2 separate regions of the Homo sapiens genome follow, and region 2 is linked to region 1. A link is an interaction called in ENCODE POLR2A ChIA-PET data of the cell type or tissue named here. Cell type or tissue: endothelial cell of umbilical vein. All regions are shown on one strand. Each heading gives the region's core, and the rest is flanking DNA. Links, peaks and the distances in the headings are about the cores only.

Region 1 (11,328 bases), core at 2,057-7,056:
ACTTTGAGAGTCCACAGCAGGCAAATCACGAGGTCAGGAGTTCAAGACCAGCCTGGCAAACATGGTGGAACCCCGTCTCTACTAAAAATACAAAAAATTAGCTGGGCGTAGTGGCAGGCACCTGTAATCCCAGCTACTTGGGAGGCTGAGGCAAGGGAATCACTTGAACCCGGGAGGCAGAGGTTGCAGTGAGCCAAGATCACACCAGTGTGGTCCAGCCCAAACAACAGAGTAAGACTCTGTCTCAAAAACAAAAAAACCTCCTGATGGTATAAGGAAATGATGTAATCTTAATGTTTAATATTTTTTAATTGTTAAAAGACATCCATAAAAAGCTTCCAAGCTTTTTTATGAAATGAGGTAACATAAACTTAAAAATAATTTAATAAAAACAAAAGCCACAAACAAATCTCTTTTGAGGCCAATCTTGCCTTTTCCTCAAACACTGGCAAACACAGTCAAGTAGCACATTAAAAAAAATAAAAATAATACTGCAAGGTAAAAGTTGAGTGTACTACAACACCTACGGGTGATTTACTACTAAAAAAATGCAGAAACGTAACATGTTTCATGAAATCTCAGAGCCATCAGTTTTAAGATACACCATTAATTTTTAATACTGACAAGAAATAAAAATGTTATCAATTATAATTCTAAGATACCACTGACTGTAAGATGCATCCTGATATTCAGAGGTATTAAAATGCGAAAAAGTAGATCTTGCAACTGACAAAATATGTAACTGACCAGATTTAAAAATATGAGGAAAAAAAAAAATCACAAGATAATTGTTATAGGTGCTAAAAAGATATATGACCAAATCCAACACTCATTCTTGGTTAAAAAAAATCGTAATAAAATGGGAATTATGTATGTATCATGTTAAAAAATAGTCTATCAAATAAATTAAAAAGTTATTCAAGAAAGCACTGCACATTAACAGGAAAGTATTTTTAGAAAAATCACCTTGAATAGAGAATTATCTTCATACTTACATGAAGAAAGCCAATGTGGAAAATACACCACATGTGTGAAAGGCATGGTTCAACTGTTCTGGCTTAGGATACACCACAGCTGCATCAATCATTATCCACCAGCCTGTAAAAAACTTAAAACACAGCCCAAGTCACTGAAACATTAAAACTCTTGCTAGCACAATACCTGCTTTTTAACATTCCTTTTGTCCTACAGATCATATAAATGGGCTGGGTACAGAGGCTCACGCCTGTAATCCCAGCACTTTGGGAGGCCAAGGCAGGTGGATTACTTGAGGTCAGGAGTTCAAGCCTGGTCATCATGGTAAAACCTCATCTCTTCTAAAAATACAAGGCCGGGCGCAGTGCTGACATCTGTAATCCCAGCACTTTGGGAGGCCAACACGCGCAAATCACCTGAGGTCAGGAGTTTGAGACCAGTCTGGTCAACATGGTGAAACCTCGTTTCTACTAAAAGTACAAAAATTAGCTGGGCATGGTGGCAGGCACCTGTAATCCCAGCTACTTGGGAGGCTGAAGCAGGAGAATCGCTTAAACCCAGGAGGTGGAGGCTGCAATGAGCTGAGATCACGCCACTGCACTCCAGCCTGGACGAAAGAACGAGACTCTGTCTCAAAAACATTCAAATATAAATACAAAAATTAGCTGGGCATGGTGGCATGTGCCTCTAATCCTAGCTACTTGGGAGGCTGAGGCACAAGAATTGCTTGAACCTGGGAAGTCAGAGGCGGAGACTGCAGTGAGCAGACTGCTTCACAATTATCGTTAGTTCTTGCTCTGCTTCATTTCATTTTGTTTTTCTATTGGACTTTAGGTGTAGAACTGTACATTGAAAGAGATGAATTTTTAAAATGTAAACAGATAAAGAAATTTGCTTCCAAAAAATGCTGTGGGAGCCAGGAATGGTAGTATGAACCTGTAGTCCCAGCTACCTGGGAGACTGAGGCAGGAAGATTGCTTGAGACCATGAATTTGAAGCTGTAGTATACTACGACCACATCTGTAAATAGCAACTGTACTCTAGTAGCTGTACAACATAGCAAGACCTCGTCTCTTTAAAAAAAAAAAAAAAAGTGCGGACAGAGAGTGGTTGATGGAATTATAAACCAAGATAGGTCCTGATTTTGGGGTGTTTTTTTTTTAAGCTGGATGATAGACACATGGGATAAAGGAGGTGATGGAATCTTTATACCATTCTCTCTGCTTTTGTTTTATGCCTGTCATTTTCAATTAAAGTTAAAAAATGATGGAAAGAAAATTAAACAATAGTTTCCTTCACAAATCTCTTCCTCTGATGCTCCCCTGATGTTGCAGCTGGGGAAACAGAGATGGTATTTCTTCCCTAGAGCCGCTGCAGGGCTTCAGTTCCAATGGAGCCTAAGGTTGTTACTATTATCTGCAGAGTACTGTCACTGTTGTCTGACCTTCAATAAGTCACAACAATAATTTTGGGTTACATCAAATTCTGAGCCTTTAAGGATCTTAAAGTACTTACATATATGTTGTATCAGTAAGTTAAAAATGCTATTGCCTATAATAATTATATTATCACTGGAACTGAAGAAAAGATATTAAGTACACATTTACAAAGTCAAAATGAATCCAGGGCCTACCATATTCTGCTTGGCAATAGTATCTAGAACTCTGATAATCATCTATACAAAACAGCAGTGAAATAAATAGTTCTGGAAAGCCATTCTCAGTTCAAAGGAACCGGCATTAATTTCCAGGGCAAAAGGTAAGGGATACATGTCACCAACCAGTCTTTCTCACTTACCAATATACCTGCGACAACAGATGCCACAGCATTTCTTCTCTCACTCCAGTCAATACATTCACATTCTGGCCAACGAAAATTATCTAGGAAGCCTGCCATTTTTACTTCTTAAGCATAAATTTTTCATTAAATGCTGTATCCTACAAACAGAAAGACAAAAACTAATCAACCTAAGAAAATGTTTTCTAAAAGTAAAATACCTTACTCCTTTCTTAAAGCTTTACACACAACTTTACTTTAGGTCCTATTCTACTATAGTTAAGAAAAATTCAATACTTCAACAAGTACCTAATTGAGATGTATATAGGACTACGCTAGGACCCAAGGGGGAGCTTGCTATTTGATAAATGAGCACTATGGTTTTAAACCATGTCTAGGAGCTAGGTGCCGAGGTGGTTCACGCCTGTAATTCCAGCACTTTGGGAGGCCAAAGTGGGCAGATCACTTGAGGCCAGGAGTTCGAGACCAGCCTGGCCAATATTATGAAACCTTGTCTCTACTAAAAATACAAAAAATTAACTGGGCGTGGTGGCACATGCCTGTAATCACAGCTACTCGGGAGGCTGAGGAACAAGAATTGCTTGAACCTGGAAGGCAGAGATTGCAGTGCAAGATTATGCCACTGCACTCCAGCCTGGGCAACAGAGCAAGACTCTGTCCAAAAATAAATAAATAAATGAAATAAATTAAACATATCTAAAATATTTGACACTTCTTCCATTGAGAGGTAGATTTATGTCCTACCTTTGAATTTGGGTCAACAATAAAGACTAGTAGACCAGTAGAGTAGAGGAAGTGATGCTATGTAACTTCTCCATGCCACTTCCAAGATCAGGTCACAGAAGGCAATGGAGCATCTGCCTGGTTCTCTGGAACACTAATGCTTGGGCTACCATGCTGTAAGGAGACCATTTATAGGTGTTCTGACCCACAGTTACAGTTGAGGTCCCAGCTAACAGCTAGTATTAACTGCCAGACATGAGTAAAGACACTTTTAGGTAACTGCTATCCAGCTATAGCACCATCCCAAAAGTTTGAGCCTTCCCAGGTAAGGCACCAGATATATGGAGCAGAGATACATCATCCTGGCTATGCCCCTTCCAAATTCCTGACCCATAAAATCTAATAAACATAATAAAATGACTGTTTTAAGCCACAGGGTTTTGGCATTAATCTGTAACGCAGTAAGACATAACTGGAAGAAGGAGAAAAATCATGTGCCTAAATAACTATAGGAGTGTAGCATACTATTTTTAAAAACAAAGATATTATGTAAACATGAAATGTTTCAAGGCCACCATAAATTCTAGAAAGAAATAAAAAAAAAATTGAAAGCACTGGACAGGGCTGAAAAACAGGCAGAAATTGAAAGAAACTTCATCCTTGAAAGAAAGAAAACACAGCCAGATGCGTGGTGGCTCACGCCTATAATCCCAGCACTTCAGGAGGCCGAGGCGGGTGGATCATTTGAGGTCACGAGTTCATGACCAGCCTGGCCAACATGGTGAAATCCCGTCTCTACTAAAAATACAAAAATCTGAGGCAGGAGAATCGCTTGAACCCGGGAGGCGAAGGTTGCAGTAAGCCAAGATTGTGCCACTGCACTCTAGCCTGGGAGACAAAGCGAGACTGTGTCTCAAAAAAAAAAAAAAAAAAAAAAATCGGCTAGGCTCGGTGGCTTACGCCTGTAATCCCAGCACTTTGGGAGGCCAAGGCAGGCGGATCACGAAGTCAGGAGATAGAGACCATCCTGGCTAACATGGTGAAACCCCGTCTGTACTAAAAATACAAAAAAAAAAAATTAGCTGGGCATGATGGCAGGCGCCTGTAGTCCCAGCTACTCGGGAGGCTGAGGCAGGAGAATGGCATGAACCCGGGAGGCGGGGCTTGCAGTGAGCCACTGCCCTCCAGCCTGGGCAACAGAGAAAGACTCCATCTCAAAAAAGAAAAAAAATCAGCCAATCATGGTAGCATGCACCTGTAATCCCAGCTACTCAGGAGGCCGAAATAGGAGAATCATTTGATCCCAGGAGGCAGAGGTTGGGGTGAGCCAAGATCACACCACTGCACTCCAGCCTGGGCAACAGAGTGAGACTCCCTCTCAAAGAAAAAAAAAGAAAGAAAACACAGTAAGTGGGATCAGCTGTTCCCCTTAGGAACCCCATTAAACTCCCATTCCCAGCCCAGGGAGTCCCCTTGGCACAAAGTGGCCACAGTGGCAGCAAAAAGCCACAGTCTTCTTGGCTTGAGATGCCAGAAGATGGGAGTTCAGGACCACCATAACAGCTGGAAATTGAAGGGGGACATCTCGGAAAGGAGTAAGTCACAAAGAGAGCCCCAAACACTTTAAAATAAGGGAGACATTTTGGAATTTTCATTCCACCAAGTCAGGGAGGATCAGTAAACACCTTGGGGACATATCCTAACAAAATATAAAACCAAGTCTCCACAATTTCAAGGTGATCAGCCAATATTTTAACTGCCTGTTACAATAAAAAGCAATACTTTTCAGATGAAGATAACAAAATTGACTCATATTATTCACAACGTCCAATATATACTAAAAAAAAATCACTAGACATGCAAAGAACCAGGAAAATGTGATCTATTTTTAAGGAGGAAAAAGAACAGTCAATAGAAATAAATCCCAAAATGACTCAGATATTGAAATTAGCAGACAAAGACTTTAAAGCACCCATTATAAAAATCATATTCAAGGACTTACAGGAAAACATGGTCAAAATAACTGAACCAATGGAGAATCTTAGTAGAGAAAAGGAAACTATTTTTTAAAAAAAGAATCAGGAGCCAATGTGATGGCTTGCACCTGTAATCCCAGCTACTCAGAAGGTCGAGGCAGGAAGATTGCTTGAGGCCAGGACTTCAAGCCCAGCCCAGGCAACATAGCAAGACCCTGTCTCTAAAAAATAAATTAAAATGTAAAAAGATTCAAATGAAAATTCTAGGGGCTGGGCGCAGTGGCTCATGCCTGTAATCCCAGCACTTTGGGAGGCCGAGGCAGGCGGATCACGAGGTCAGGAGATCGAGACCATCCTGACTAACATGGTGAAACCCCGTCTCTACTAAAAATACAAAAAATTAGCCAGGCATGGTGGCAGGCGCCTGTAGTCCCAGCTACTCAGGAGGCTGAGGCAGAATGGCGAGAACCCGGGAGGTAGAGCTTGCAGTGAGCCGAGATGGCACCACTGCACTCCAGCCTGGGCAACAGAGCGAGACTCCCCTAAAAAAAAAAAAAAAGAAAGAAAGAAAATTCTAGAACTGCAAATTACAATGTTTGAATTTAAAAATTAAATGGGCCGGGCAGGATGGCTCACACATGTAATCCCAGCACTTTGGGAGGCCAAGGCGGGGGGATCACGAGGTCAAGAGATCGAGACCATCCTGGCCAACATGGTGAAACCCCGTCTCCACTAAAAATACAAAAACTTAGCTGGGCATGGTAGCAGGCACCTGTAATCCTAGCTACTCAGGAGGCTAAGGCAGTAGAATTGCCTGAACCCAGGAGGCGGAGGTTGCAGTGAGCCGAGATTGCACCACTGCACTCCAGTCAGGCAACAGAGCAAGATTCCATCTAAAAAATAAATAAATAAATAATTAACTAAATGAACTTAATCGCAGATTAGATACAGTAGAAGAAAAGGACAGTAAACTTAAACATCAAAAGAAATTATCCAATTTAGAGACCTGAGGAACAATACTAAGTGGTCTAAAATATATGTAATTAAAGTTCCCAGAAGAAGAAAAGACAGAATAAGAAATAAAAAAATTTTGAAAAAAATAATAGATGGGCTGGGCACGGTGGCTCACACCTGCAATCCCAGCACTTTGGGAGGCTGAGGCGGGTGGATCACCTGAGGTCAGGAGTTCGAGACCAGCCTGGCCAACATGGTGAAACCCCGTCACTACTAAAAATACAAAACTGGGTGTGATGGCACATGCCTGTAATCCCAGCTACTTGGGAGGCTGAGGCAGGAGGATCACTTGAACCTGGGAGGCGGAGGTTGCAGTGAGCCAAGATCACACCATTCATTGCATTTCAGCCTGGGAAACAAGAACAAAACTCCATCTCAAAAAAAAAAAAGAATAAATGAAAATTTCTCAAATTTGGTGAAAAATATTAACTTATAAATCCAAAAAGCTCAGCAAACTCCAAGGAGGATAAATACAAAGAAAACATCATAATCAAACTGCTGAAAACCAGAGATACAGAGAAACTCTTGAAACAGTCTTATGGGGAAAAAAATCAATACAACATATACAGAGACAGAACAATAGGAATGATGGCTCACTTCTAACCAGAACAAAGGATACTAGAAGACACAGGAATGACACTGTTAATAACGCTTTAAGACAAAAAAAATCAGGCCAGGTGTGGTGGCTCATGCCTGTAATCCCAACACTTTGGAGACTGAGGTGGGCAGACTGCTTTGAGGCCAGGAGTTCAAGACCAGCCTGGGCAACATGGAGAAACCCCATCTCTAATAAAAATACAAAAATTATCTGGGCATGGTGGCCCTTACCTGTAGACCCAGCTACTCAGGAGGCTGAGGCACAGGAATCACTTGAACCCAGGAGCTGGAGGTTGCAGTGAGCTGAGATCGCACCACTGCACTCCAGCCTGGGCAAAAAAGTGAGACTCTGTCTCGGAAGAAAAAAAAAAAAAAAAAAAAACTCAATCCCAAATTCTATACCCAGCAAAAATATTCTCCAAAAATGAGGATAGCCAAGCATGGTGGTGTGCACTTGTAGTCTCAGCTACTCAGGAGGCTGAGATGCAAGGATCACTTGTGCCCAGAAGTTCGAGGTTACAGTGAGCTATGACAGGTGACACAGTGAGACCTTGTCTCAAAAAAAAAAAAAAACAAGAAGGTGACAGCAATTCTACTCCTATCTAACTACCCAAGAGAAATGAAAATATATCTTCACAATAACTTGTTCATAGCAGCATTATTCGTAATTGCCACGGAGTGGAAGCAACCAAACATACATCAACGAATGGATAAATAAAACATAGCACATCCATACAACGAAATACAAATTCAGCAACAAAAAGGAAAGAGGTTCCTACTGATAGATGCTACATGAACGAACCTCAACAACTGACTAAGTAAAAGACAGAAGACCATATATTGTGTGATTCCATTTACAAGAAACATCCAGAATAGGCAAATCTATAGACATAAAGCGGATTAGTGGCTGTCTAGGGATGGGGAGAAGAAAGATACAAAGTGACTGCAAAAGGCTACAAGATTCTAAAACTAGATTGTGGCAATGACTGCACAGCTCCGTAAATACTAAAAATCATTCGACTGTACACTTAAAACAGGTGAATGTTACAGTATATATACTGTATCTCAACAAAGCTGTGTTTTTTGGGGGGCAGGGGAGGGGGTTGTTGTTGTTTTTTTTAAGAGAGACAGGGTTTCACCCAGTTGTCCAAGCTGGTCTTAAACTCCTGAACTCAAGCGATCTGCCTGCCTCAGCCTCCCAAAATGCTGAGATTACAGGTGTGCACCACCATTCCCAGCCAGTTTTCTTTTTTTTAATAAGAGTAAAATAATGGTACTTCCAGGTAAACAAAAATTGAGATAATTCATCACCAAACCTGCGCTAAGAAAGAAATGCTAAAGGGAATTCTTCAAGCTGAAAGGAATGATACCCGATGAAACTGAGACCTACAAGAAAAACTGAAGAGGCCAGGTGCAATGGCTAACACTTGTAATCCCAGCACTTTGGGAGGCCAAGGTGGGTGGATTACCTGAGGTCAGGAGTTCGACACCAGCCTGGTGAAACCCTGTCTCTACTAAAAATACAAAACCAAGCTGGGCGTGGTGGTGGATGCCTGTAATCCCACCTATTCAGGAGGCTGAGGCAGGAGAATCGCTTGGACCCGGGAGGCAGAGGTTGCAGTGAGCCAAGATCGTGCCATTGCACTCCAGCCTGGGCAACAGGAGTGAAACTCCGTCACCAAAAAAAAAAAAAATAAAAATAAAAATAAATAAATAAATAAAATAAAATAAAATAAAAATAAATAAAATAAAAAAGCAAGAGAAAGATAAACACAAACAAATCAGGACAGAGGCTACCTCTGGAAGAAAAAAATGCAAACATTTTGTTCCCCCACCGCCACCACCCCCAAGACAGAGTCTCTCTCTGTCACCCAGGATGGAGTGCAGTGGCGTGATCTGAGCTCACTGCAACCTCCACCTCCCAGGTTCAAGCAATTCTCCTGCCTCAGCCTCCCAAGTAGCGGAGATTACAGGTGCCCACCACCACGACCGGCTAATTTTTATATTTTTGGTAGAGACAGGGTTTCACATGTTGGCCAGGCTGGTCTCCAACGCCCAGTCTTCAGTGATCTGCCTGTCTCAGCCTCCCAAGATGCTGGCATTACAGGTGTTGAGCCACTGCGGCTGGCCAAACATTTTGTTTCTTAATCTGGTAGTGGATACAAAATGATCATTGCAATAGTATTCTTTAAATTATACATGTTTTATATGCTTTTTTGTACCTGAGATAAAATTTGCAATGAAAGAAATTATTACTATTTTTTTTTGGGAGATGGAGTCTCGCTCTGTCGCCCAGGCTGGAGTGCAGTGGCACGATCTTGGCTCACTGTAACTCCCGCCTCCTGGATTCAAGCAGTTATCTGCCCCCACCTCCCAAGTAGCTGGGATTACAGGGGCCCATCACCAGGCCCGGCTACTTTTTTGTATTTTTAGTAGAGACAGGGTTTCACCATCTTGGCCAGGCTGGTCTTGAACTCCTGACCTCGTGATCCACCCGCCTTGGCCTCCCAAAGTGCTGGGAATACAGGCGTGAGCCACCGCGCCCAGGAAGAAATTACTTTTAAAAAAGAACAAGCAGCTGGGTGCGGTGGCTTACTCCTGTAATCCCAGCACTTTGGGAGGCCAAGGTGGGCAGATCATGAGGTCAGGAGAACAAGACAATCCTGGCTAACACGTTGAAACCCCATCTCTAATAAAAATACAAAAAATCAGCTGGGCGTGGTGGCACGCACCTGTAGTCCCAGCTACTCGGGAGGCTGAGGCAGGAGAATCACTTAAACCCAGGAGGTGGAGGTTGCAGTGAGCCAAGATCTCACCACTGCACTCCGGCCTGGGCAGCAGAGCCCCCTCTAATCTGAAGGACCTCTCTTATCACTTCTGCCAACCCAATTAAATGAGGCAATATAACCTTAAGGTCAACACCACTTCGTGGTAAGAAGAGTAATAAATCCTCTATTATTTAATACAGTCTTCAAAATTTTCTGTTCCAGCCTCTAAATATAAAAGAATATATAGAGCCAGGCACAGTGGCTCATGCCTGTAAACCCAAGACTTTGGGAGGCCTAGGTGGGTGGATCCCCTGAGATCGGGAGTTCAAGACCAGCCTGACAAAAGCCCGTCTCTACTAAGAATACAAAATTAGCCGAGGTGGTGGCGCATGTCTGTAATCCCAGCTACTCAGGAGGCTGAGGCAGGAGAATTGCTTGAACCTGGGAGATGGAGGTTGCAGTGAGCCAAGATCACGCCATTGCACTCCAGCTTGGGCAACAAGAGCAAAACTCCGTCTCAAAAAATAATAAAAGAATATATGGAATCTTAGAAATGCATTTAATTCAAATAGATTTAGCTACTGCTTTTAAATTATAAAATCTTTTAAGTTATAACATCAGGCGTGGTGGCTCACACCTGTAATCCCTGCACTTTGGGAAGCCGAGGCCAGCGGATCACGAGGTCAGGAGATTGAGACCATCCTGGCTAAAACGATGAAACCCCGTCTCTACTAAAAACACAAAAAATTAGCTGGGCGTGGTGGAGGGTGCCTGTAGTCCCAGCTTCTCGGGAGGCTGAGGCAGGAGAATGGTGTGAACCCGGGAGGTGGAGCTTGCAGTGAGCCGAGATCGCACCACTGCACTCCAGCCTGGGCGACAGAGTGAGACTCCATCTCAAAAAAAAAAAAAAAAAAACAACTTTAAGTTTAAAAAGATTCCTTGTGAAATAAAATTATATCAAAGTACAATCATCTGTTTATATTATCTACTTGAAACTTACCCTAGAACGACAAAAAGATTTTCATAAAGCAAAGCTTTTAATGGCTAAAACCCAGAAACAGTCAAAATGTCCATCAATAAGGAACCAAAAAATGTATATTAGGGTACATCCAAACAACGGTATACCATGCAACATTCTGAAAATGAGGCAAGTTGGCTGGGCAGGATGGCTCACACCTGTAATCCCAGCACTTTGAGAGGCTGAGGCAGGTGGATGGCTTGAGTTCAGGAATTCAAGACCAGCCTGGGCAATATGAGAAACCCGTCTCTACAAAAATTACAAAAATTAGGCATGGTGGCACTCGCCTATAGTCTCAGCTTCTCAGGAGGCTGAGGTGGGAGGATCGTTTGAGCCCAAGGCTGCAGCAAGCCGTGAGGGAACCACTGCACTCCAGCCTGGGCAACACAGTGAGACCCGGTCTCCAAAGTGAGGGGTGGGGTTGGGAGGAAATGAGGTAGGTCTCCACGTGCTTATGAAG
Region 2 (11,328 bases), core at 4,307-9,306, 120 kb before region 1:
CATCTCTACAAAAAATATATAAAAATTAGCCAGGCATGGTGGTGCACACCTGTAGTCCCAGCTATTCAGGAAGCTGAAGAGGGAGGATCACTTGAGCCTGGGAGATCAAGGTTGCAGTGAGCTGTGTTTGTGCCACTGCACTCCAGCCTGAGCAACAGAGCTAGACCATATCTCAAAAAAAAGTGGGGATCCTGAGACCAAAAGGTTTGAGAACCACTGCCCTGTACCAAGAATGATCTGTACTCCCTTTCTATACTAATCTTCCAATTCCCTGTCAGCCCTCTCCATTCAAATTCTGTTCCTCCTCACTTAAAACCACTCTTTTTGGCCAGGCGCGGTGGCTCACGCCTGTAATCCCAGCACTTTGGGAGGCCAAGGCGGGCAGATCACGAGGTCAGGAGATCGAGACCATCCTGGCTAACACGGTGAAACCCTGTCTCTACTAAAAATACAAAAAAAAAAAAAAAAAAACTAGCCGGGCATGGTGGCGGGAGCCTGTAGTCCCAGCTACTCGGGAGGCTGAGGCAGGAGAATGACATGAACCCGGGAGGCGGAGCTTGCAGTGAGCCGAGATCGTGCCACTGCACTCCAGCCTGGGCGACAGAGCGAGACTCCGTCTCAAAAAAAAAAAATAAATAAACCACTCTTCTCAAGGTCACAGCAGCCTCCACAATGCCAAGCAAATTCCCAGTCCTCTTCTGGCTTCATCCCTCTGTAGCATAGATGTGGTCATCACTCAGTTTTTCCTTTACTGGATCTCTGGGACACTGCTCTTTCCTGGTTCTCCTCCTGCTCATTGATCGCTTCATCTTCCCAACTTTTCAGTGTTAGACTGCTGCTGGGCTCAGTCATTGAACCTCTTCTCTTTCTGTATCACTCCACTGGTGATCTTACAGCTTTCTATCCTATCTGTATGCTCTTAACTCCCAGAAGTGGCAGGCACATATTAAGTGCTCAGAATTATTTGTTGAATGAAGGTTTTGGCATTGTATTAATAAAGTTCCATAGTAATTGTTTTGATTTTTTTGCAGCTCAGATTGGTCCTCCAGAAGTACATTTAGAAGCTGAAGATAAGGCAATAGTGATACACATCTCTCCTGGAACAAAAGATAGTGTTATGTGGGCTTTGGATGGTTTAAGCTTTACATATAGCTTAGTTATCTGGAAAAACTCTTCAGGTGTAGAAGTAAGCATTATTTTTACCTCTGTTTAATCGATGTGAGAGAAAAATTAGGCGAATTAATCCTAAAATTTGACTTTATACTTTTTTAAAGAACCAACTTATATTTGTGTTATAGGAAAGGATTGAAAATATTTATTCCAGACATAAAATTTATAAACTCTCACCAGAGACTACTTATTGTCTAAAAGTTAAAGCAGCACTACTTACGTCATGGAAAATTGGTGTCTATAGTCCAGTACATTGTATAAAGACCACAGGTAAGGAAGATGTTTTGTTTTAGATTCAATAAATATATAAACAGATTGTCAATTTTGGCATCTTCCCCATATTGCTGAAGTTTACATGATAGGTCAATATATGTTAAAAACATTGTAACATTTACATAAGCAAAATAAATGTTACTTGGGATTTTTGTCTCAAATAGTAATGAAAATTAATTCTACTTAAAAGTTCAGGCTGGGCGTAGTGGCCCACGCCTGTAATCCCAGCACTTTGAGAGGCTGAGGTAGCTGGATCACTTGAAGCCAGAAGTTCGAGAACAGCCTCGCCAACATGGGAAAACCCCGTGTCTACTAAAAATAATTAGCTGGGCGTGGTGGCTCACGCCTGTAGTGGTAGCTACTTGGGAGGCTGAGGCACAAGAATCCCTTGAACCTGGGAGGTGGAAGTTGCAGTGAGCCAAGATCGCGCCACTGCACTCCAGTCGGGAGCAAGGGGGACAAAGAGTAAGGCTCCGTCTTAGAAAAAAAAAAAAGTTCAAATATTTTGTAATGACAAAACTTTTCATTTGTTCAGAATCCACATGAAGCAGGAGGTAGCTGAACTATGAGTTCTGCAAGTGGGAAGAAAAGGTGGGGAAGTAGTTGCTAGTAGACAAGTTATTGTTCAAGAAAGCATACCTTTGTAAGTGGAATGTTAAAATATGAAAGTATCCTGATACATTTAGTAACATCTTTCCAATAATTAAGGTCAAGGGCAGGAGCTGGGATTTGTTTATTTTAATTGTAAATTTCATATGCTTTTTTTTTTAATCAAACATTACGGAAGGGTTTAAAGTGAAGTCTTCTTCTCCCTTCTTATCCCCAATTCCATTCACTAGAGATAAGCATTGCTTAGCAGTTTGTGTATATCCTTTCACAACTTTTTTCAGGATTTATGTAAGCATATACACAGACCCACAGTTTCTTGGGTTTTGTTTTTTAAAATTACAAAATAAAATCTTACTAGAAGTATTTTACAGCTTGCTTACTTAACCCAGTGTGTTGGGGATATTCTATATCACTCAATACAGATCTATTACGTTCTTCATTTGATCTTAGCCATCTATTGCATTCTTTCTTTTTTACTTATTTATTTATTTATTTATTTATTTATTTATTTATTTTTGAGACAGAGTCTCACTCTCTTGCCCAGAATGGAGTGCAGTGGCTCAATCTCGGCTCACCGCAACCTCTGCCTCCCAGCTTCAAGCGATTCTCCTGCCTCAGCCTCCCGAGTAGCTGGGATTACAGGCGTGTGCCATCATGCCTGGCTAATTTTTGTATTTTTAGTAGAAATGGGGTTTCACCATGTTGGCCAGGCGCGTCTCGAACTCCTGACCTCAGGTGATCCATCCACCTCAGCCTCCCAAAGTTCTGGGATTACAGGTGTGAGCCACTGCGCCCGGCCTGTAGTCTTTCAAATGGCTGCATAGTATTACATAGTGTGAATACAAACCATATTTAACTATTACCTTATAATGATAAAATGCGAGCCTTTATCTTCTTGCCAGTTATCTCACTTGAGTAAAAATGTGTGCTTTTTTTTATCTGTTCTTTGGCTTCTAGTTGAAAATGAACTACCTCCACCAGAAAATATAGAAGTCAGTGTCCAAAATCAGAACTATGTTCTTAAATGGGATTATACATATGCAAACATGACCTTTCAAGTTCAGTGGCTCCAGTAAGTTCCATTCCATAAATTTCCTTTTGCCCAGTTTGTTTTGATTATGCTTCTTTTCGCTCTGCATCAGTCACCAGGTCCTTGCACACAGAATGACCGACTGGGAGGTGGGTACGATATATTGGAAACGTGAGAAATCTCATTTCTAACCCCAGTTCTGCCAGTAACTAACTGGATGACATTGAGCTAATCGCTTAACCTCCATGGGCCTCAATTTCTTCACTTGTAAAATAGATGGATTCTAATATCTGGGGTTCTTACTGGCTTAAGAAAAAAAAGAAAGTGTAACTAGTTGCATGTGTTATTTCCCCAATCTGGAAGACTCGACAGTTGACCCTGATCTTTTTCTAAGAACTCACTTCTTCCATGAGTCCTTAAAATGATCTCAGTCCACTCACTTGTTCAATTCAAAAAATTAGCCTTCCTATTTTCTTTATTACTTTAGTGGTTTTGACAAAATTTTGTAGTAGATACTTCGGTGGGAAAGAAAGTTGGAAAGAACTATGTTCTATGTGGTTGAGCAGAGGCTAGCTAAACATGGATGAAGTCCAGGCGCTGCATAAATGAAAGAGAACTGGCCTGGTGCAGTGGCGCATGCCTATCGTCCCAGCTACTCAGTGGGCTGAGGCAGGAGGATTACTTGAGGCCAGGAATTGAGGCTGCAGTGTTGTATGATCACACCTGCTAGTAGCCGCTGCACTGCAGCCTGGGCAACATAGTGAGACCCCCATCTCTAAGCATTAAAATTTTTAAAAAGCTGATAAAAGAGAACTGCATGTAGTTTATATTGATTGGAAAATTGTAGGAGATGAATAGAGAAAAGAGAAGAGGAAAATTAAGTAGAAGGAAAAATGGGTTATGGGGAGAAAAGAGATGGAAAGAAAGATATACATTGGTGGCAGAGGAGTAGAGAGAGCAAAGGCAAGTATAGCTAAGACAGGAAAGGAAAAGTCAGAAGAAACTGGAAAGAAACAGAAAAAATGAGGGAGAAGGGAAGTGTAAGTACCGCTATGATCAATTTCTATCTTTTAGTGTTAATTTTGAACCAAGGGTGACTGGTAGAATGCAAATGCATTTATGTGCATATGTGCCCCACAATGCATATATAACCTCACAAACCAATCAGGAAACTGTTCAGTAGTCTTTTGTGTATACCTCACTTTCAGAAGTGAATAAATAATAGGGTCACCAAATAGATAATGAGAGGTATTTCTGATAGCTGATCTCTAAGCTTCTTTTGGGTACTTACCATATTGTACAAAGCACTGAAGAAATGGAAAGAGTCAGCAGAATCAAACGTGGTTCAAAAATTGAAAGCAGTTAGCCAACATTGCAAAGTGTTGTGTGGTTTAGGACTAAAGAGTGGTATACAAATTATAAGGGTTGCAGAAATTGAAAATGTAAAGGTGAATAGGGGCTAAAGAGACCAAAGAAGCCATAAGGAAAGAGATAAGGTATGAACAAGGCCTTGATTGTTAATTCAGATTTTTTTTAAGTAGACAACTATTAGATGTTAGTTTTCTGTGTCTGTAACTAATTACCACAGACTTAGCAACTTAAACAGCTGTTTATTGTCTCAAAGTTTCTGTGAGTCAGGAGTCCAAGCGTGGCTTAGCTGGCTCTTCTGCTAAGCAGTCAAGGAGTCAGTCATTCATACAAGACTTGGGGGCCGCTCCCAAGCTCACATGTTGTTGGCAGAATTTATTTCTAGAGCTCATGGTGGCTCACTTCTTAGAGGCCATCAGGAAGGGAGAGTCTGACCTCTAGATCCTTTTTTTTTTTTTTTTGAGACGGAGTCTCACTCTGTCACCCAGACTGGAGTGCAGTGACATGATCTCAGCTCACTGCAACCTCCGCGTCCTGGGTTCAAGTGATTCTTCTGCCTCAGCCTCCCAAGTAGCTGGGACTACAGGTGTGCACCACCACACCCAGCTAATTTTTGTAGTTTTAGTAGAAACGGGGTTTCACCGTATTGGCCAGGCTGGTCTCGAACTCCTGACTTCAGGTGATCCACCCGCCTCAGCCTCCCAAAGTTCTGGGATTATAGGCGTGAGGCACCGCGCTCAGCCATTTTTTTTGTATTTTTAGTAGAGACGGAGTTTCTCCATGTTTGCCAGGCTGTTCGCAAACTCCTGGCCCCAAGTGATCTGCCCACCTCAGCCTCCCAAAGTGCTGGGATTAGAGGCATGAGCCACCATGCCTGGCCTAGATCCTCTTTTAAGGGGTTCATCTGATTAGGTCAGGCCCACCCAGAATAGTCTCTCATTTGATTCAACTGATTTGGGACCTTAATTACATCTGTGAAATACCTTCTCTTCTGCCACTTAATGTAACCTAATTATGAGAGGAGGGCCTCCATCGTATTTACAGGTCCTGCCCATGCTCAAGAGGAGGGGATTATACAGGATGTGTACACCAGGGGGCAGGAATCTTGGGGGCCATCTCAGAATTTTGCCTTCTCCAGTGGGGAGGATGTCCTTCTAGAGTAGCAGAACATTTGGACACCAGGTGGCAATGGGAAGAAAGCTGAATAAGTAGAATGGGACAAGATTAGGGTCAACCTCAGGCTGTCCTGTAGGCTTTTGGGGATTTTGTGTTGGGGTGATAGTTAACCTGAGCTCTGGATTTGAGGAAGGTGCATGCGGCGACATGGTATGTGGGAGAGTGGACTAAGGAGACACTAAAGAGAGATAAGGAAACCAGTCAGGAGGCTATTAGAGTTCTGGGCTTGAACTGAGATGCTTTTAGCTGTTGGTTTCTGGGCAAGTTACTTAACCTCTTTAGTCTCGTACTTATACTTGCTCTTATAACCCCGCAGTGTGTCTCTATTTTAGCACTTAATCAGTGTCCATTGGTATGCTGGCGCATGTTTAGCAGCTGGCTTTCCAGAAAGAAAAAGTCCTATTTTGTAGTGTTTGCTGATTTTTATGATATAAATATTCCCACCATGGCCACTTTCAAGCCACCAGCCTGATGTCCCTGAATATGGAGTTGGGAACATATGCACAGTAGCACACCACTATCATATAGCTACAATAGATAAAGATAGCCCCAAGAGCTTAGAAAATAAAATGTAGTAAAATAATTAGGACAAGATGAATTTATTTATTACCTCTGTCTTTAAAACAATTTTTTATTTGCAAATTTATATAACTTAATTTTTAGTAATGGTTTTTCTTTAAAAACCAGTTTGTATTTTAGGAGGCCGAGGTAGGTGGATCACCTGAGGTCAGGAGTTCAAGACCAGCCTGGCCAACATGACGAAACCCCATCTCTACTAAAAATACAAAAATTAGGCAGGCCTGGTGGCGTGCACCTGTAATCCCAGCTACTCAGGGGGACAGAGGCAGGAGAATTGCTTGAACCCAGGAGGCAGAGGTTGCAGTGAGCCAAGATCCTACCACTCCACTCCAGCCTGGGTGACAGAGCGAGACTCGGTCTCAAAAAAAAAGCCAAAAAAAATAAACCAGCTTGCAGCATTCCTGGAAATTCTAACTAACAGATGTTCTTGCATATTGATATGAGCCACCTCCAGCAGAGCACAACATGACCACAGTCTGGAACAGTCTTTGGTTTTCTTTTATGTTAGATGCATATCTCTTCCATTGTTTGTGAGTTTCCTGAGTGTGGATACTATTTATTTCTGTAACCTTAGCCCCTAACATAGTGTCTGGCAATTGTAAATACTTAATAAATATCTAATGAATTTAAAAAATATTTGTCTTAAAAGCGCCTTTTTAAAAAGGAATCCTGGAAACCATTTGTATAAATGGAAACAAATACCTGACTGTGAAAATGTCAAAACTACCCAGTGTGTCTTTCCTCAAAACGTTTTCCAAAAAGGAATTTACCTTCTCCGCGTACAAGCATCTGATGGAAATAACACATCTTTTTGGTCTGAAGAGATAAAGTTTGATACTGAAATACAAGGTAAGGCAGTAGTTTTTACTGGAGATTGTAATTCTCTGGTGCAAGTTTTTAAAATTGTTTTTCTAATTGAACATTATTTCTTTACAAATTTTTTCTAGCTTTCCTACTTCCTCCAGTCTTTAACATTAGATCCCTTAGTGATTCATTCCATATCTATATCGGTGCTCCAAAACAGTCTGGAAACACGCCTGTGATCCAGGATTATCCACTGATTTATGAAATTATTTTTTGGGAAAACACTTCAAATGCTGAGGTAAAAAGACTGTATAGTATAATTTTGTAACTTAGAGTTATAATTATGATTTGGGTAAATAAAGCTTGAATGTAAAATTTGGGGGAAATTTTTAAACTTTATGTGGGCTGGATGCAGTGGCCTGTAATCCCAGCACTTCAGGAGGCCAAGGCGAGAGGATCACTTGAGCCTAAGGGTTTGAGACCAGCCTGGGCAACATAGGGAGACCCTGTCTCAATAAAAATTTTAAAAAATTAGCCTGGTGTGGTGGCGTGCACCTATATTCCCAGCTACTTGGGGTGGGAGGGTCACTTGAACCTGGGAGGTCAAGGCTGCAGTGAGCCATGATCGTGCCACTGCACTCCAGCCTGGGTGACAGAGTGACTGACAGCTTGTCTTTAAAAAAAAAAAATGTGATTAACTCAGATATTAACAAAATGAAGATTATGAGCATTTTTCATGTTTTGCACTGTAGAGTTATGGGTGAGCTGCATCTGGGCCCCAGTTTGCTTTTAAAATACAGATTCCTGAGCCTATTGTTACTGAATCATTATCTCTGGGGATGGAACTCAGGAATTTGCATTTTTAACATGATTCCCATGTATTCATCTAAACCTGGGATTCTCAGCACTATTGACGTTTGGGCTGGATAGTTCCTTGGGAGGGGGCTGTCCAGTGCAGTGCAGGATGCTTGGCAACATTCTGGTTTCTGCCTACTAGATGCCAGTAGTGTTCCTTCCTAGTTGTGACAACCAAAAACATCTTCAGATATTGTCAAATGTCCCCTGGTGGCTCCTCCAAGGGGACAAAAATTGGTTCTTATGGGACAAAAGAATTTATGTAGTACAGTTGTTTGTTTTCCTCCAAAACCATTGGAAAGCATTCTTCCAAAGTTCAGCTTTGCCCAACAAAATCTTATTCCTTAGTATTTAATTTTATGATGGGGGAAGGATTAGGAAAAAATTGCCCAAAAAGTTGTTTAGTTGGGGAGGTAATGAAAAAAGGGTTGACAAACACTGGTCTAAACCCTAAAATTCAGATACCACTGACAAAGATAATATATACCGTCAGATAATATACGTGTTTCCCAGATCACTTCCCCCTCGTGGACTTGTAGTCAAGAATCGACCTTTAAAACTCCTGTCCAGTCAGGCTGGTAAATTCTTTAACTTCACCTCATTTTCTATTGGAAATCTAAGCAAATTCCATTGATTTGGCTGCTTCCCTTTTTAATTGTCTGACAACCCTGTAACCATAGCTTAATGTAGCCCATTGAGAATTATGGTCGGTTTTCAGATGTCTGTAGATCAGACAAACCTAAATTTCTATCTCACTGCTAAACTGTGTAACCTTACGTACGCAGGGTGCTTTACCTCTTGGAGACTTTGCTTCCTCTTCTCTGAAGTGGTGGTAATCATAACAACTAAATTTTTCAAAAGGATGTTTATAAGGTTTAAAAGGAAGTAACAAATATGAAAATACCTAGCACATTGCTGGACAAGTAGTAGAGATTCAATAAATTGTAGTTGCCATCTTAACCTATACTGGATAATATATCAATAATTGTTACTATAGAAACTCTTATTGAATACTTATATGTAAGGTACTATGCTAAGTATTGTACATGAATTGTCTCAGTCATTCTTCAAAACAACCCTGCCGGATTATGTGATTGGTTACATTGCTGTTTGGCAAATACTTGGGACGGTGACTTCTTCCCTGCACCACCAGACCGTAGATGCTGGAGCCCAAGTAGATGTGCTGAGAACAGAGGCCTTAAGTGTGCTTGCAGGGTTTGGCTTGGCTCTTGCACTGCTCCTATTTGCCAGGAATAAAATGTATTCCACATAGTCTCTGGTCCAAGGAGGATTAGAGGCTGCTGGAGCTGACCTAAACCCCATGCACAGCCTCCGTGGGAGCTGCCCAGCCAGTCTGTAGACTTGTGAGTGAGAAACTACATAATCGTTTTGTGAGCCACTGAACGTTAAGGCAGTTTTGTTATCTATATTTTTTTATTTTATTTTATTTTATTTTTTTTTTTTTTGAGACAGGTTCTCATTCTTTTTCCCAGGCTGGAGTGCACTCATGTGATGTCAGCTCACTGCAGCCTCGACTTCCTGGGCTTAAGTGATCCTCCCACCTCAGCTTCCCAAGTAGCTGGGACTACAGGCACATGCCACCATGCCTAGCTAATTTTTTGTATTTTTGCTAAAGATGGAGTTTCACCACGTTGCCCAGGCTTTTTTGGTGGTGGTGGTGGTGGTTGTTTTGGAAATAGGGATTTCCTCAGCCTCCCAAGTAACAGAGACTACAGGCTCACACCACCATGCCTGGCCAATTTTTTTGAAATTTCTTGTACAGACAGAGTCTAGCTATGTTGCCCAGGCTCGTCTTGAACTCCTGGGCTCCAGTGATCCTCCTGCTTGGCCTCCCAAAGTGCTGGGATTACAGGTGTGACCCACCGGCTTGTTAGACATTATTCTGGCGATAGCTGACTGATACAGATAGCAGCAATAACTGTCCCGATTTTATAGATCAGGGAATCAGGTAGAGAGAAATTAAATAATGCTTGCAAGACCACACAGCTGTAAGTGATACTCTTAATAAGGCAGTTTGAGGCCAAAACCCCTACTCTTAACCATTCTGTCACTAATCAGAGGTAATACAATGGCAATTACCCCAGACTTGGCATGTACTTGTAAATCAATTAGAATTCTCTTAGGAATAGATCATATGCTTTTTTGGCAGCAGCATTTTTAACTTTCTGATTTGGTTATAGTGGTGTATCTAAAACAAATTTATATTTCTCACACATATACTCTGTAATCCCAGCACTTTGGGAGGCCAAGGTGGGTGGATCACTTGAGGCCAGGAGTTCAAGACCAGCCTGAACAACATGGTGAAACCCCATCTCTACCAAAAAGAAAAAAAAATTAGGCGTGGTGGCATCTGCATCTGTAATCCCAACTACTCAGGAGGGTGAGGCAGGAGAATCGCTTGAACCCAGGAGGCAGAGATTGCAGTGAGCCCAGATTGCACCACTGCACTCTAGCCTGGGTGACAGAGCGAGACTGTCTCACAAAAAAAACAAAACAAAACAAAACAAAACAAAAAATACATACCAACTACGTGGGAGAGGCCAATGTTAGACTGAACATAAAAAATTGAGAAAGCACATATTCCCTGATTTCTTGAGGTGACTAAATTTTATCAGTGATTTAATTATATTTTCTAGAGAAAAATTATCGAGAAAAAAACTGATGTTACAGTTCCTAATTTGAAACCACTGACTGTATATTGTGTGAAAGCCAGAGCACACACCATGGATGAAAAGCTGAATAAAAGCAGTGTTTTTAGTGACGCTGTATGTGAGAAAACAAAACCAGGTCAGAATCTTTTATTGTCTTTTTTAAAAATGTAGCTAGACATAATAAAAGTAATTCTATACTGTACATTGAAAATTGTAAAACATTTTCTCTTTACTGCAAAAAATATATAGAAAGAATGTTTTCTTCATGAACTACATGAATCAAAAGTAGACTTTTTAGAAAATATTTGTAACGCTTAACTCTCAAGTCGGTGTTGTTGGATGCTTTATATTTCATCCAGTATCCCTATAATTAATTTCCTTAATGTATTTCTCTTTAACATTTAATAAAACTATTTTAAATTTTTAGAATATAATCCTTAACATAATTATCATGTAGAAATCACTTAGTTCAATTGTGAGTTTTTTAATGTGGGAATTGGTTTAGTCTCATTTTCTATTTTACAGTTTCTAGTGTTGACCGGTAGAGGCTTAGTCACAGAATATCTATTAAATTTTGCTAGTTGTATGGTGTAAAAGTGCTGAAGGATACTTGCATGTTTGGCCTGTATGTCAATATTGTATTTCTCCCTGAGGATCTCTTACTTCAGTTCCCACGCCAATCTTTAAATGTAAATGTCATTGCCTATGGTTGCTGTGGACTCAGTGCTGCCAGAAATATTTTTAAGAGTATTATTTAATAGATTTTATATTTCCTTTCATATGGCTAGTCTT

The links. ChIA-PET counts read pairs that join two places held together with the same protein. Peaks named below come from ENCODE experiments on the same cell type or tissue, not always from the same donor. Only the 100,000 strongest peaks of a DNase experiment are listed, where the experiment ranks them.
Region 2: POLR2A ChIA-PET joins it to region 1 with 8 read pairs; 6 of 35 experiments call an interaction of 5 or more read pairs at or near these places.

The regions. Positions count from the first base shown.
Region 1 is chr21:33,466,015-33,477,342 of GRCh38, forward strand. It overlaps TMEM50B (transmembrane protein 50B), which reads right to left. Exons shown (of 7, transcript NM_006134.7): 2 at 2,773-2,912; 3 at 996-1,108. The coding sequence starts at 2,871. Among named protein-coding and RNA genes, the nearest start is that of TMEM50B, 8.3 kb to the right of the region's middle. In endothelial cell of umbilical vein, for the core only: no CTCF peak of the experiment used is centred there; no DNase peak of the experiment used is centred there.
Region 2 is chr21:33,342,237-33,353,564 of GRCh38, forward strand. IFNAR1 (interferon alpha and beta receptor subunit 1) reads left to right here. Exons shown (of 11, transcript NM_000629.3): 4 at 1,032-1,186; 5 at 1,299-1,440; 6 at 3,010-3,124; 7 at 6,855-7,054; 8 at 7,153-7,307; 9 at 10,522-10,672. Among named protein-coding and RNA genes, the nearest start is that of IFNAR1, 23 kb to the left of the region's middle. In endothelial cell of umbilical vein, for the core only: a CTCF peak has its summit at 5,563 (motif pointing right); a DNase peak (open chromatin) is centred at 6,695; H3K27ac peaks cover 741 bases.